Linked DNA regions of Homo sapiens: regions 1, 3 and 4 are each linked to region 2. A link is a contact called in ENCODE Hi-C or POLR2A ChIA-PET data. All regions are on one chromosome and are shown on one strand. Each heading gives the region's core, a stretch centred on a gene start or an enhancer-like site at or near the end of the contact. The rest is flanking DNA. Distances are from core to core; before and after follow the strand shown. Region 1 holds the start of ZNF546 (zinc finger protein 546). Region 2 holds the start of BLVRB (biliverdin reductase B). Region 3 has its middle 28 kb from the start of MAP3K10. Region 4 holds the start of MAP3K10 (mitogen-activated protein kinase kinase kinase 10).

Region 1 (2,981 bases), core at 1-2,500, 470 kb after region 2:
AAAGGAAGGCCTGGGATAGGTCACTGGACAATTCAGGAAAAGCAAAGCAATGTTTCCATTTCCTAAAAACAAAAACATTTTATGCATTTATTTAAAGATTTACTTAAAGATATAGACCAGAGAGTTGCAATTTATGTGACAAATAATTTAGTCTTTTTAGATTGAATCAAATGAACTTCTTCAAAGGGAAAAATGCAAATGAAAGCTACAGAAAGTACCTGGGGATGTGATTTTTGTGACTGTGAGCAATGAGGTGACAGGCTCTGTGGTAGATTGTGGCTGTGCTTGACATAGCAGTGTGGTACCACGCCGTATGACTGGGTGCAGGCAAGGCTGTGTGAGGATTAGAATGTGTGATTTCCATTTTATGAATAAAAAGGAAATATAAACTTACCTGGACCTGAACTTTTAGACCTGCTACAACAATTGTTCCCTCCTTTTCAGGATCCCTGTTTTGATGAATAGCAGAATGGGGGAAGAAAAATAATCATGAGACAGCAGGCCTTTCTTAAGAGCACAGACCGACCTAGAATATCCCCTCCAGCGCCACATCTGTGCTGACCTCACGCACATAACAGCTGTGTGAGAGTGAGGCTGGGATCTGTCTCTGAACTCACACCAGGTTTCTAGATCAAAGGTATGGGAATGCAGTGGTTCTGAAACATGCAGCTGCCCACACAGCGGCTCCAACTGCGCAGTCTTCCAACCTGTCGTCCCAGGAGTCTGTTTTAGGGACACTTCTAATTCAAAAGTCCAATCGCCAACCCAGGTCTGTACCTTCTTGCTGGGAACCTTCATCCCAGAGCTCGATATTTGACTTCCCTCTTGGGGACACTGCTGTGTGCAAACACCGAGGCCGTGAGGAGGGTAGAGGGTCAGTGACACACACCAGAGAGCCAGGCACCTGTCTCAGCCTCACACCCGCACCCACACCCGCCCAACCCGGTCCTGACAGGCGCCCCGTCGCGCGCACACACACACATACACCGTCTGCCACATTTTGTCACACAATTTCCCTTCTCCGCTCCCCAAGCACGCACAGGCCTGAGGCTCCCTGCGGGCACGACACGCCAGGTCTGGGCCCTGGAGCGCCTCACTTTGGGCGGCAGTTCTATCCCCAGTCCTACTCGTAAGAGTCCCGTTCCGCCTCACCTAGCTCGGACTTCTCGCCCGCAAGTGAATAATAACGGTTAAGGTGACTGAACCGTTAAGAACGCAATGTAAAGGGCCCTTGGGGTCCAGGCAACACTGCCCAAGGGGCTTCTGGGAAATGTAGTCCACAGCCGGAAACTGATCCTTTTGGGCGGAGGCGCAGGCGCGCGCGCATCCGGCGGGTTCGACTCACTTACCAGGAACCCACGCAGGAAGCTGAGGAGGAGAACAGACGCCTCTGGGCCACTGGCCGGGCCACTTGAGCGTGGGACCGCCGAGTGTGACCCTGAGGCCGAGTGCGTGCGGGACTGGGCGATAGCTCCGCCAGGCAGGATTTTGTTTGTTTCACCTCTTGAGGTAGTCCCGGCGTGTAGTACATAATAGGCGCTTAATATGTGTATTGTAAAGAATGAGTGCCTGGCCATTTGTATTTGCCTTGTGAGCGCGTGTGTGTGGCACTGTGAGGGTTGCGGGACCGACGGAACCTCTCTGGCTCTGGCGGGTTGTGTTTCCGCGTGTGTGTAATTTGAGTGTGAGTCAGTGTGTAGTGAGTGAAGGGATCTGACTGGAGAAAACCACAGTAAATACCCGGGGCTGTGATTTTTGTGACTTTGGTCAATGGGACGACAGGCTCTGTGGTAGACTGGCTGTGCTTGACGTAACAATGTGGTACTATGCCGTGTGGTTGCCGGCAAGGCTATGTGAAGATGAGAATGTGTGATTTGGAAAATCTGGATGTGGAACATCACGGGTGCCAGTGGAATTGTGACTCTGTGTGTGTATAAAAGTTTGCAACCATAGGCCTATATGTCTGTGGGATAAAGAGAATATGTTGCGTCTTCTTGGAGTATCAGCTTTATTTAAACATTTGCATCAGAGAGTTGCGATTTATGTGCCAAAGATTTTTGTCTTTTTATATTGAATTAAATGAATTTTTTACAAAGAGAAAAATGAAAATAATAGTAACTTTCAAAAAATATTAAGAATTTCCTTCCACTCTTATATTCTGGCAATGGATCTTTGGCAATGGGTCTTTGGCAGATCAATTTGAAAAGCTTGGACTGAGGAAATTATACTTGGAAAGCACATTAGGCAGTCAGCCCTTGGTTCCTAAATACCATGCTCCACTGAAAGGAGCAAGGCTCCATGGAGAAATGGCAGATTCCAGAGCTGGGGAAGGGAAAGTTCAGAATGAACTTGGAACATCTTGTGCTTGAAAGTAAGGCAGTGCTCAAAGAATGGTGGGGACGTGTTCAAAGGACATGGAAACCAGATTGAAGGGACTTCCACTGACCAAACTTGACATGGTTTGAGCATCAAAATAAATAATGCTAGTTATAGATTAAAACCCATTAAATAACAGAGGGAATCATAATTCCAAACTGATATAAATTAGTACGTGAAAAAAAATTGAAAGTTTGATGAGGGACTGGATGTTTACATTGTTGCAAAGAACCCCTGCCCCCCCCCAAATCCCTTAAAAATGTGTCAATATAAGGCTGGGCACGGTGGCTTATGCCTATAATCCCAGCACTTTGGGAGGCCGAGGTGGGCGGATCGTGAGGTCAGGAGTTTGAGACCAGCCTGACCAACGTGGTGAAACCCTGTCTCTACTAAAAAAATACAAAAATTAGCTGGGTGTGGTGGTGCGTGGTGGGTCCTGTAATCCCAGCCACTCAGGAGGCTGAGGCAGGAGAATTGCTTGAACCCAGGAGGCGAAGGTTGCAGTGAGCCTAGATCGCGCCACTGCACTCCAGCCTGGGTGACAGAGTGAGACTCCATCTTTAAAAAAAAAAAAAAAAAGTGTCCATATGAAAAAATGCTCAACA
Region 2 (2,785 bases), core at 188-2,687:
CCCGCGGCTCAGCCAGATCCGCATGCGCCGCCGCGCCTCCCTCTCTCGCGCCGCCGCCGCGCTCAGCGCGCCCCCGGGACCCCCTCCCGCCCGCGGTCCCCGCGCCCCGCCGCCCGAGGCCCACGCGCAGTCACACCCGGCCGCGGCGTGGGGTGCACGGCTGCACTCGCGAGGGCACGGCGGCGTCACGCGCTGCACACTCCCACGGGGTCACGCTCGCCACGCTGCCATACTCGCGGGGGCCTCGGCGCACAAACTCACCCCCGCATCCACGCGCTTGCGCGCCGTCACTCCCTCCTGTGGGGTCTCACGGGGTCACACCCTCACGCCGTCACACGCGGCGTCCACACTGGAACGGTGTCACCCACCACCACACAAATCCAATAGGGTAACCACCGCCCACGCGGCGTCACACACAAATGCACCTGTCACACACAGCCGCACACTCCCCGGCAGTCACAAACAGTGTCATAGGCCCACACATCACGCACAGCTTCACAGCCACAGTGTCACACACTCTACACACTCGAACCTTCATAGCAGTCGCCCCGCACATGCTGCACCGCCGCACCTCACACATCATAGTCACAGGGGGTCACAATGAGCAGCTCAACACAGACACCCACAGCCACACACTCGAATGGGGTCCCGGTGTCACACATCCTTACACGAGACATGTGGTGTCACACACTGTCACAGTCTAATTAGTCTCACGCTTCCATGTAGCACACCTCACACGTCCCACACCCTATCGTACAGGCTGACGCAGTGTCACCCACGGTGTCACCACAAGGTCACAAAAGAACAGAATCAATGCCTGCCACACGTGGTGTCACGCACGTGTAGTCACACTGTAACACGGGATCACACTCAGAGGATGACACAAGGTGTCACCCACAGTCCTGCTTGCCCTCCGGGTCACTGAGTCACACAGGGTCATATAAGTGCATAGGTACGCCGTGACACAGTGTCTTACATCCAAGTGCACACACACACTCTGTCCTCCTAACTTTCTCCCCTTGCTGGTTCTGGGAGGCCCTGGGGCTTAGAGTGCGCCCCAGATCCGCTCCAGGCTCCGGGAGAGGGGGCGTGAGCTACGAGAGGCCGTGGGTGAGGCTCGCCTGGCCCCGCCCCTCTCCGGGAGGTGGAGCGCGGAGGCAGGGCGCTGAGTGACAAGTTATCTCGGCTCCGTCCACTCTATTTGTTGCTATGTGGAGGCGTGGCCTTCTGTGGCCCCGCCTTCCAGTCTAAGTGGCGCGCAGAGAGGGCGGTGCTGGACGGTGAGCGAATGCAAGCTGACGCCTGCCCCGCCCATCCGCGTTAGGCCCCGCCCCTTGACCTGAGCCGCGGGCGGAGAGTCTGAGGCGTGGCCCTTCGAGCCAGCTCCGCCCCGTTGTTCCTGGCTTGAGTAGGGCAGAGAGCACCGCCCAGCAGCCAGTGGGTTCCCGCGCGTGCCGAGACTCTGAGGCCTTGCACCCCCACGATCCCGTACGATGGCCGTCAAGAAGATCGCGATCTTCGGCGCCACTGGCCAGACCGGGCTCACCACCCTGGCGCAGGCGGTGCAAGCAGGCATGAGCCGGGGCGGGCGGGGCATGTCACGGGACAGACGGGCAGAACTTTAGGAAGGGGCACCATGGGGTCGGGCCGAGGCTGATTGGGGCCATGAGCGCCCCAGCCAGGTGTATGAGGACTCAGGGGCCAAAGCAAGTGGCCACGGGGGCAGAAATGGGGAAAGATGTGAGATCCAAGTTTATGTGAGTCCAAGCCAGAGAGGAATTGGCCCCGGGAGCCCCGGGAGGACTCCACTGGCACAGTCGTGTGTAAGTCCAGGGCTCTTATGCAATGCGGTTGTCATTATTGTGGTTGTGGTGGTGGTTGTTCGCACTCCCAGAGAGGATTTACTAAGCCAAGCTTGCTCTGTCGTCTCTTCACATGAGAGCTTTCAAAATGGGGTGGGAACTAGTATCACCCTACTTGACAGATGAGAAAACTGAGACCCAGAGAGTGACTTGCCCAATATCACACAGCTGTTAACTGACAGGACTGGGATTTGAACTCAGCTCATGCTCTTAACCACCACAAGTCCCCAGGCTGGAAACTGAAAAAGTTGGGGGGTCAGGTTGCTGCGAGTACCTAATGGGAAGGAGTCACAGAGAGACATGAGTGAAGACTTGGGGACAGCAGTCCTGGGAAAGTCAATGAGGGCTGAAAATTTGGAGTTGCCCCAGGAGAGAGGGCAGAAAAGGGGATAACCATCCCCCAGCACTCCCTGCCCCCACAGCCCAGACTTGACCAACTCCCAGCTGGGCCTGGGACTTCCAGATATGGGGCCCCACCCTTGCAGGCCTTGGGGACGCTGAAGATATTGACTATCTGCGTGCCCCAAAAGGGTGGAGGCCAACAGGACCCCACTCTGCTGTCTCCCTTGGAGGGACTCTGAAAGTTCTTCTCTAGGTCCATAACTCTCCCCTTCCCCAGGGAGACCACGTGAGGATCTTGACTTGTGGAGAATGGGGAGCTGTGGGCCTCTCAGTAAAAACCAGTTTGCTGATAAGCATTTATTCGGGAGTAATGGAGAAGGAAGTAAGAGAGAGAAGTTGAGAGGCGCTGAGTCACCTGGAAATCCACTAATTCCACCGAATTCCACTCGCCCACCCTGCTGGTCATAGCTGGGACTGCACTCAGAGGGTTAAGAACTGGAGCCTAGGGAGCTTCAGAGCTGTGGCTCTGAAAAATCTCTTCCCAGCTCTCAGCTTTGCTGTCCCCCTCAGCAAAGGGAAGG
Region 3 (2,931 bases), core at 315-2,814, 300 kb after region 2:
GGGGACTGAGAAGTGACAGGCTTAGAACTTCCAGGATATTCCAAGAGGTCTGCTATGGGAGTAAGGAAGAGGGAGGAGTGAAGGATGACTCTCGGATTTCTTTTTTTTGTTTGTTTTCTTTTCTTTTTTTCTTTTCTTTTTTTTTTTTTTTTTTGAGACCAAGTCTTGCTCTGTCACCCAGGCTGGAGTACAATGGCGTGATCTCAGCTCACGGCAACCTCTGACTCCCGGGTTCAAGCAATTCTCCTGCCTCAGCCTCCCAAGCAGCTGGGACTACAGGTGCTCACCCACCATGCCCGGCGAATTTTTGTATTTTTAGTAGACACGGGGTTTCGCCATGTTGGCCAGACCGGTCTCGAACTCCTGACCTCAGGTGATCTGCCCACCTTGGCCTCCCAAAGTGCTGGGATTGCAGGCATGAGCCATTGCACGCAGCCGACTCTCAGATTTCCAAGTAGACCGTGGAGAGCAAGGGAGAAGAGGACCTGGCCCAGCGCGTTGGCTCACACCTGAAATCTCAGCACTTTGGGAGGCTTTGGTGGGGAGAGGGGATTGTTTGAGGCTGGGAGTTCAAGTTTGAGACCAGCCTGGGCAACATGCGAGACTTCATCCCTACAAAACATAAAAATTAGCCAGGTGTGGTGGCATGTGCCTTTAGTTCCAGCTACTCAGGAGGCCAAGGAGGGAGGATCACTTGAGCGCAGGAGATTGAGGCTGCAGTGAGCTATCATGGCACCACAACTCTACAGCTTGGACAACAGAGCAAGATCTTGTTTCTGGGGGGGAAAAAAAAAAAGGTGAGACCTAGTCTCTACAATAATAATAATAATAATAATTTATAAAGTTAGCCTGGTGTGGTGGTGCGCACCAGTAGTCCCAGCCACTTGTGGGGCTGAGATGGGAGAACTGCTTGAGCCCAGGAGTTCAAGCCTGCAGTGAGCCGTAATTACACCACTGCACTCCAGCCTGGGCAATCAAGCAAGACCTTGTCTCTAAGAAAAAAAAAAAAAAAAAAAGGCCGGGTGCGGTGACTCAGCCTGTAATCCCAGCATGCACTTTGGGAGGCTGAGGCAGGTGGATCACGAGGTCGGGAGTTCAAGACCAGCCTGGCCAACATGGTGAAACCCCGTCTCTACTAAAAATACAAAAATAAGCTGGGCATGGTGGTGTGCACCTATAGTCCCAGCTACTTGGAAGGCTGAGGCAGGAGAATCACTTGAACCCGGGAGGCGGAGGTTGAAGTGAACCAAGATCATGCCACTGCATTCCAGGGTGGCAACAGAGCAAGACTCTGTCAAAGAAAAAAAAAAAAAAAAAAAGAAAAAAAAAGCCCCAAAACAGATCTGTCTAGGAGGCTTGCTAAGGGGAAGTGGAAGCAGTACAGCTCAATAGCATAAACCTCAAAGGGACAGGGTTAAAAAACAACAAAGACTATGGATAGGCCAGGTGCAGTGGCTCACTTCTGTAATCCCAGCACTTTGGGTAGCTGAGGCAGGAGGATGGCTTGAGCACAGGAGTCTAAGAGTAGCCTGGGCAACATGGCAAAAACCCCATCTCTACAAACAACAATAACAACAAAACACTAGAAAAATTAGCCGGGTTTTGTGGTGCACACCTATAGTCCCAGCTACTCAGGAGGCTGAGGTGGGAGGATCGCTTGAGTCCAGAAGGCTGAGGCTGCAATGAACCAAGATTGTACCACTGCACTTCAGCCTGGACAATAGAACAAGACCCTGTCTCAAAAAAAAAAAATAGTATGGAGAAGAAATAGTGACAATATCTGGAAACAGTATTGTCATGCCAAGGTATGGCAGATTGCATTATTGGTCATGATATTTGCTGTCCCTTCAGGAAGGTCCCCAGTGACAGCAGCCTTGGCCATCTGAATGAACCTCGAATGAAACCAGACATTAAAGGATAAATGTTGTAGTGAGACCATATCTCTAAAAAATTTTTTAAAAATTAGCCGGGCTTGGTGGCATGGGCCTGTAATCCCGGCGACTCAGGTGGCTGAAGTGGGAGGATCGTTTGAGGCCTGAACTCTTGAGACCAGCCTGGGCAACATAGCAAGACCATCTCTCTCTCTCCCCCCTCCCCCCTCCCCCTCCCCCCTTCCCTCTCCCCTCTCCCCTCTCTCACACAGACACACACACACACACACACACACACACACACACACACACACACACACGACAAATGTATCCTTCCAGTTGTATAAAATGTTCAGAGAGGCAAATCCATAGAGATATAAAGTAGGTTATTGGTTGCCAGGGGCTGGGGGAAAGGGAAAGCAGGAAGTGGCTGCTGATGGGTACAGAGTTTCTCTTCAGGGTGGTGAAAATGTGCTTGAGTTAGTGGTGATGGTCACCCAACATTGTGAATACATGAAAACCCACTGAGTTGTAGACTTCAAAACGGCAAATTTTGGCCGGGCACGGTGGCTCACGCCTGTAATCCTAGCACTTTTGGGAGGCCAAGGCAGGAGAATAACTTGAGGTCAGGAGCTCAAGATCAGCCTGACCAACATGGAGAAACCCTGTCTCTACCAAAAATCCAAAAATTAGCCGGGCCTGGTGGTGCACGCCTGTAGTCCCAGCTACTCAGGAGGCTGAGGCAGGAGAATCGCCTGAACCCGGGAGGCAGAAGTTGCAGTGAGCTGAGATCACGCCATTGCACTCCAGCTGGGTGACAGAGCCGGACTCCGTCTCAAAAACAACAACAAAAAAACCTACCAAACAAAAAACAAACAAAACGACGAGTTTTATAGTACGTGAATTATATCTCAATTTAACAAGTAAAATATATACAATTTTTATTTGCCAATAAAAATAAAAAATTATAGAACAGTGACATGCTTGTCATACTGAATTTATGGGAGTTTCTTAAATCTGCTACACATGTCGCCTCTGAATCTTTGCACATGCAGTTCAT
Region 4 (2,904 bases), core at 163-2,662, 270 kb after region 2:
ATACTGCTGCCCCTTCTCACTCCAGGCACAGTGTCATCTGGTGTCCCTCACCCTGTTTCCCACCACCTAGGCCTGGCCTTGAGAGGTTCTGTGGAAGGAATTTTGGGGAGAGGACACCACTTACTGTTGATGGACTTGAGGTCCCGGTGGATGATGGGCACAGGGGCATCATTGTGTAGGTAGTTCATGCCCCGGGCCACCTGCACAGCCCAGTTGACCAGCACGTGAGGTGGCACCCGGCGACCTGCCAGCACCCTGCTCAGTGCACCACCCCGGGCATACTCCATCACTAGGCAGAGGTGTGGGGGGTTGAGGCAGGCGCCCCTAAGGGCAATTATGTTGGGGTGCTGCAGGGCTCCAAAGAGCCGGGCTTCCTGGCACACCTGCTCCGCTGTCACTGCCGGGTCCTTCTCAGGGTCCAGCCGGGCGGCCTTGACTGCCACCTCCTCGCCACGCCACAGGGCCCGATAGACCTTGCCAAAGCCCCCCACACCGATGATCTCCTCTAGCTGCAGCTCGTGGAAGGGGATCTCCTGGGGCAGCTGGAGGCCCGCGGGTGCAGCGGGGGCGCCGGGGGCCACGTAGTTGCTGGGGAAGACGCCCACGCGGCCGCTGGGGAGCTGCCCGGTCCACCAGCCCTCGTCGCCGGACACCGCACAGTCTTGGGAAAGCACCTGGACGCGATCGCCCCTCCGCAGGGTCAGCTCCTCGTCGCCCGCCGCCTCGTAGTCGAACACCGCGGTCCAGACGGGCCCCGCGGGGGTCGTGCCCCACTCCTTGGCCACCGCCCCCTCCTCCTCCTCCATGGGGGAGGGGCCGGGGGCTGCGGGAGGCCGCTTCACACAGGCTGCCCGCGGGATGCAGAGGGCGGGCCCCGGCGGCCGGGATGGAGGGCAGTCCCTGCGGGGTCTAGGGAGCTCCTGAGGGCCATGGCTGGGGCGCCCTCCGCAGGAGCAAGAAAAAAAACCCTTTCAAAGGGCAGGCTCGTCCCTTCCGATTTGGCTGTACGGGCGGGGCGGGGCGGGGTGGGAGTGGGGCGGCAGGTTCACCCGTGCCCCCCAAACGGCAGAGGGCTAAGAGGGCCTGGCCGCGCGGCTCTCGAATGCCCGCCGGGGTCCGCCGGTGGGGGACGAGGGCGAGGGCGGCAGGCAGTCCCCGTTCCCCGCGCCGCTCACCCCGCGCAGCTCCACCGGCGGCCCCCGGCTCCGCATCCCGGGCCACGACTGCCGGGCCGGGCGGGGGTGGCGGGGCCCCTGGGGCGGCCGCCCCGGGCCGGGGTGGCGCGCCCCTCGGCCTCCTCACGCGCGGGGCAGCCGGGCGGCCCCCATCCTTGGCACCGGCCTCCCGGTCGGCCCCAGCCCCTGCCCCCCGCCCGTGCTGCTTCCCCGGGCCACCGGCGGGGCCCGAGTGACGTGTGGGCGCCGCCGCCGCGGTGCCTCCTGGGAGTTGTAGTCTCCGGCCGTGCGGCCTCGGGGCCCGGCTCTCAGCGCCCTCCAGCAGAGCCCCGCGGCCAGCCTCGGGCCGCAATGGACATGACACCCCACGAAGCCGAAGGAGTCCTCCCGGGGAGATGAGCCCGGCCTCGGCCCCTCCTTCGGACGCGGCGTAGCGGGCGCCCGGGGCGGGGGGAAGCGCTCCTCACAGACCCTGTGGGGGCCGCGGCCCAGGATGGGTTGGACTGCAACGGACGCGATTAGCAACGCGAAAAATAGGAGCTGCGTGCATGACTGTGACTGCCCGGAGCCGCGAACGCAGCCTGGACCTTATCCCTGAGGCAGGACGGCCCCTCGGACCCCCCGACCGAGATGTACGCTGGGAACTGTAGTCCGCGCGGGGACCTGGCGCTGCAGGGGGCGGCCCCCAAACAGCGGGCTGCGGGCGTCGGCGGGTGGTTGGAGCAAGTTAGGGGTCGGGCCGGTGGCGGGACTCTGCGGGGAAGATGGGGCTGGGAGGATGTGTTTAGTGTCCCTGGGGATGTCACAGCCACGTCTGCTTTCCCCACCAGCTCTGGGTTCCTCTGCTGAAGTCAGAACTCCTGCTCTTGAGAATCCCCGATTCCTATTTTATAGGAGTTTCAATTTCGGGGAGCTTAATGTGCATGTTGTATTCAGTGCTTTGTACACGTGGTATCGTTAAGTCTTCACAAAGAGCCCCATTTTACAGATGACTCATAGAGAAGTGAAGTCATTTGTGCAAGGCTACAGAGCTATAAATGGCAAAGCAAAAATGAAAGGCAGTTTTAAAAATTAACAACCAGGCCGGGCGCGGTGGCTCACGCCTGTAATCTCAGCGCTATGGGAGGCCAAGGCGGGCGGATCACGAGGCCAGGAGTTCGTGACCAGCCTGGCCAGCATGGTGAAACCCCCGTCTCTACTATTTAAAAAAAAAAAAAAAAATTAGCCGGGCGTGGTGGTGTGCGCCTGTAATCTATCCCAGCTACTCGGGAGGCTGAGGCAGGAGAATCGCTTGAACCTGGGAGGTGGAGGTTGCAGTGAGCCAAGATCACGCCACAGCACTCCAGCCTGGACGACAGGGCAAGACTCCGTCTCAAAATAAATAAATAAATAAATAACCATCGCCACGATTAACAAAAACAACAACAACAAAAAAAAAAACAACAAAAAACAAACAAACAAAAAACCCACTGCCTTTCTATTTAAAGAATGAGGAAAGTAGGTCCCGCAGAGGTTCAGTGACTTCTTCAAGATCTCTAAGCTTGTAAGAGGCAAAATTCTGGGTCTTTTTACTTGGCCTCTCCTGAGTGGTATGGGGTCTAGAGGGAGGAGAGAAGAAGAGGAAATAAGAGGGACTCTAGTGCCCAAACTCCAGAGAACTGCCCCTCAGGGTCCTTGGGGAATTGTTCCATTGTCAGAGGGAAGTGGGTTACCTGGTCTCCTGGCTACC

Evidence for each region. Hi-C counts contacts between places; a loop is a spot of excess contacts on that map. ChIA-PET counts read pairs that join two places held with the same protein, here RNA polymerase II (POLR2A). Pooled maps may share reads with other maps.
Region 1: a loop to region 2 is called in a map of B cell, with 11 times the contacts of the local background. The contact joins the promoter of ZNF546 here to the promoter of BLVRB in region 2. A Hi-C loop is called at or near these places in 2 of 168 maps with a recorded cell type or tissue (B cell and natural killer cell), 2 of 37 single-sample maps with no recorded cell type and 8 of 50 pooled maps.
Region 3: a pooled map shows a loop between it and region 2 (4-fold over the local background). The contact joins the enhancer-like site here to the promoter of BLVRB in region 2. A Hi-C loop is called at or near these places in 1 of 37 single-sample maps with no recorded cell type and 2 of 50 pooled maps. POLR2A ChIA-PET finds 5 or more read pairs at or near these places in 1 of 52 experiments (GM12878).
Region 4: a pooled map shows a loop between it and region 2 (17-fold over the local background). The contact joins the promoter of MAP3K10 here to the promoter of BLVRB in region 2. A Hi-C loop is called at or near these places in 2 of 37 single-sample maps with no recorded cell type and 11 of 50 pooled maps. POLR2A ChIA-PET finds 5 or more read pairs at or near these places in 4 of 52 experiments (OCI-LY7, PC-9, Panc1 and 1 more).

What each region holds. Positions count from the first base shown.
Region 1 is chr19:39,995,329-39,998,309 of GRCh38, reverse strand. It overlaps ZNF546 (zinc finger protein 546), which reads right to left and starts at 1,250. Exons shown (of 7, transcript NM_178544.5): 1 at 1,153-1,250; 2 at 395-449; 3 at 1-62. RefSeq lists a silencer at 216-315 and enhancers at 1,134-1,428, 1,101-1,600, 1,436-1,615, 1,601-2,102.
Region 2 is chr19:40,464,397-40,467,181 of GRCh38, reverse strand. It overlaps BLVRB (biliverdin reductase B), which reads left to right and starts at 1,437. Exons shown (of 5, transcript NM_000713.3): 1 at 1,437-1,572. The coding sequence starts at 1,494. SPTBN4 (spectrin beta, non-erythrocytic 4) reads right to left here and starts at 181. Exons shown (of 36, transcript NM_020971.3): 1 at 1-181. RefSeq lists a silencer at 1,023-1,222 and an enhancer at 2,244-2,363.
Region 3 is chr19:40,162,409-40,165,339 of GRCh38, reverse strand. No RefSeq gene overlaps it. Among named protein-coding and RNA genes, the nearest start is that of MAP3K10, 28 kb to the left of the region's middle. Within about 2 kb of position 1,564, at least 4 of the 41 ENCODE cell types and tissues checked have a DNase peak (open chromatin) inside an H3K27ac peak, as active enhancers do; they include GM12878, where a contact is called at or near this core.
Region 4 is chr19:40,189,934-40,192,837 of GRCh38, reverse strand. MAP3K10 (mitogen-activated protein kinase kinase kinase 10) reads right to left here and starts at 1,412. Exons shown (of 10, transcript NM_002446.4): 1 at 125-1,412. The coding sequence starts at 806. RefSeq lists silencers at 715-1,014, 1,285-1,784 and an enhancer at 1,945-2,184.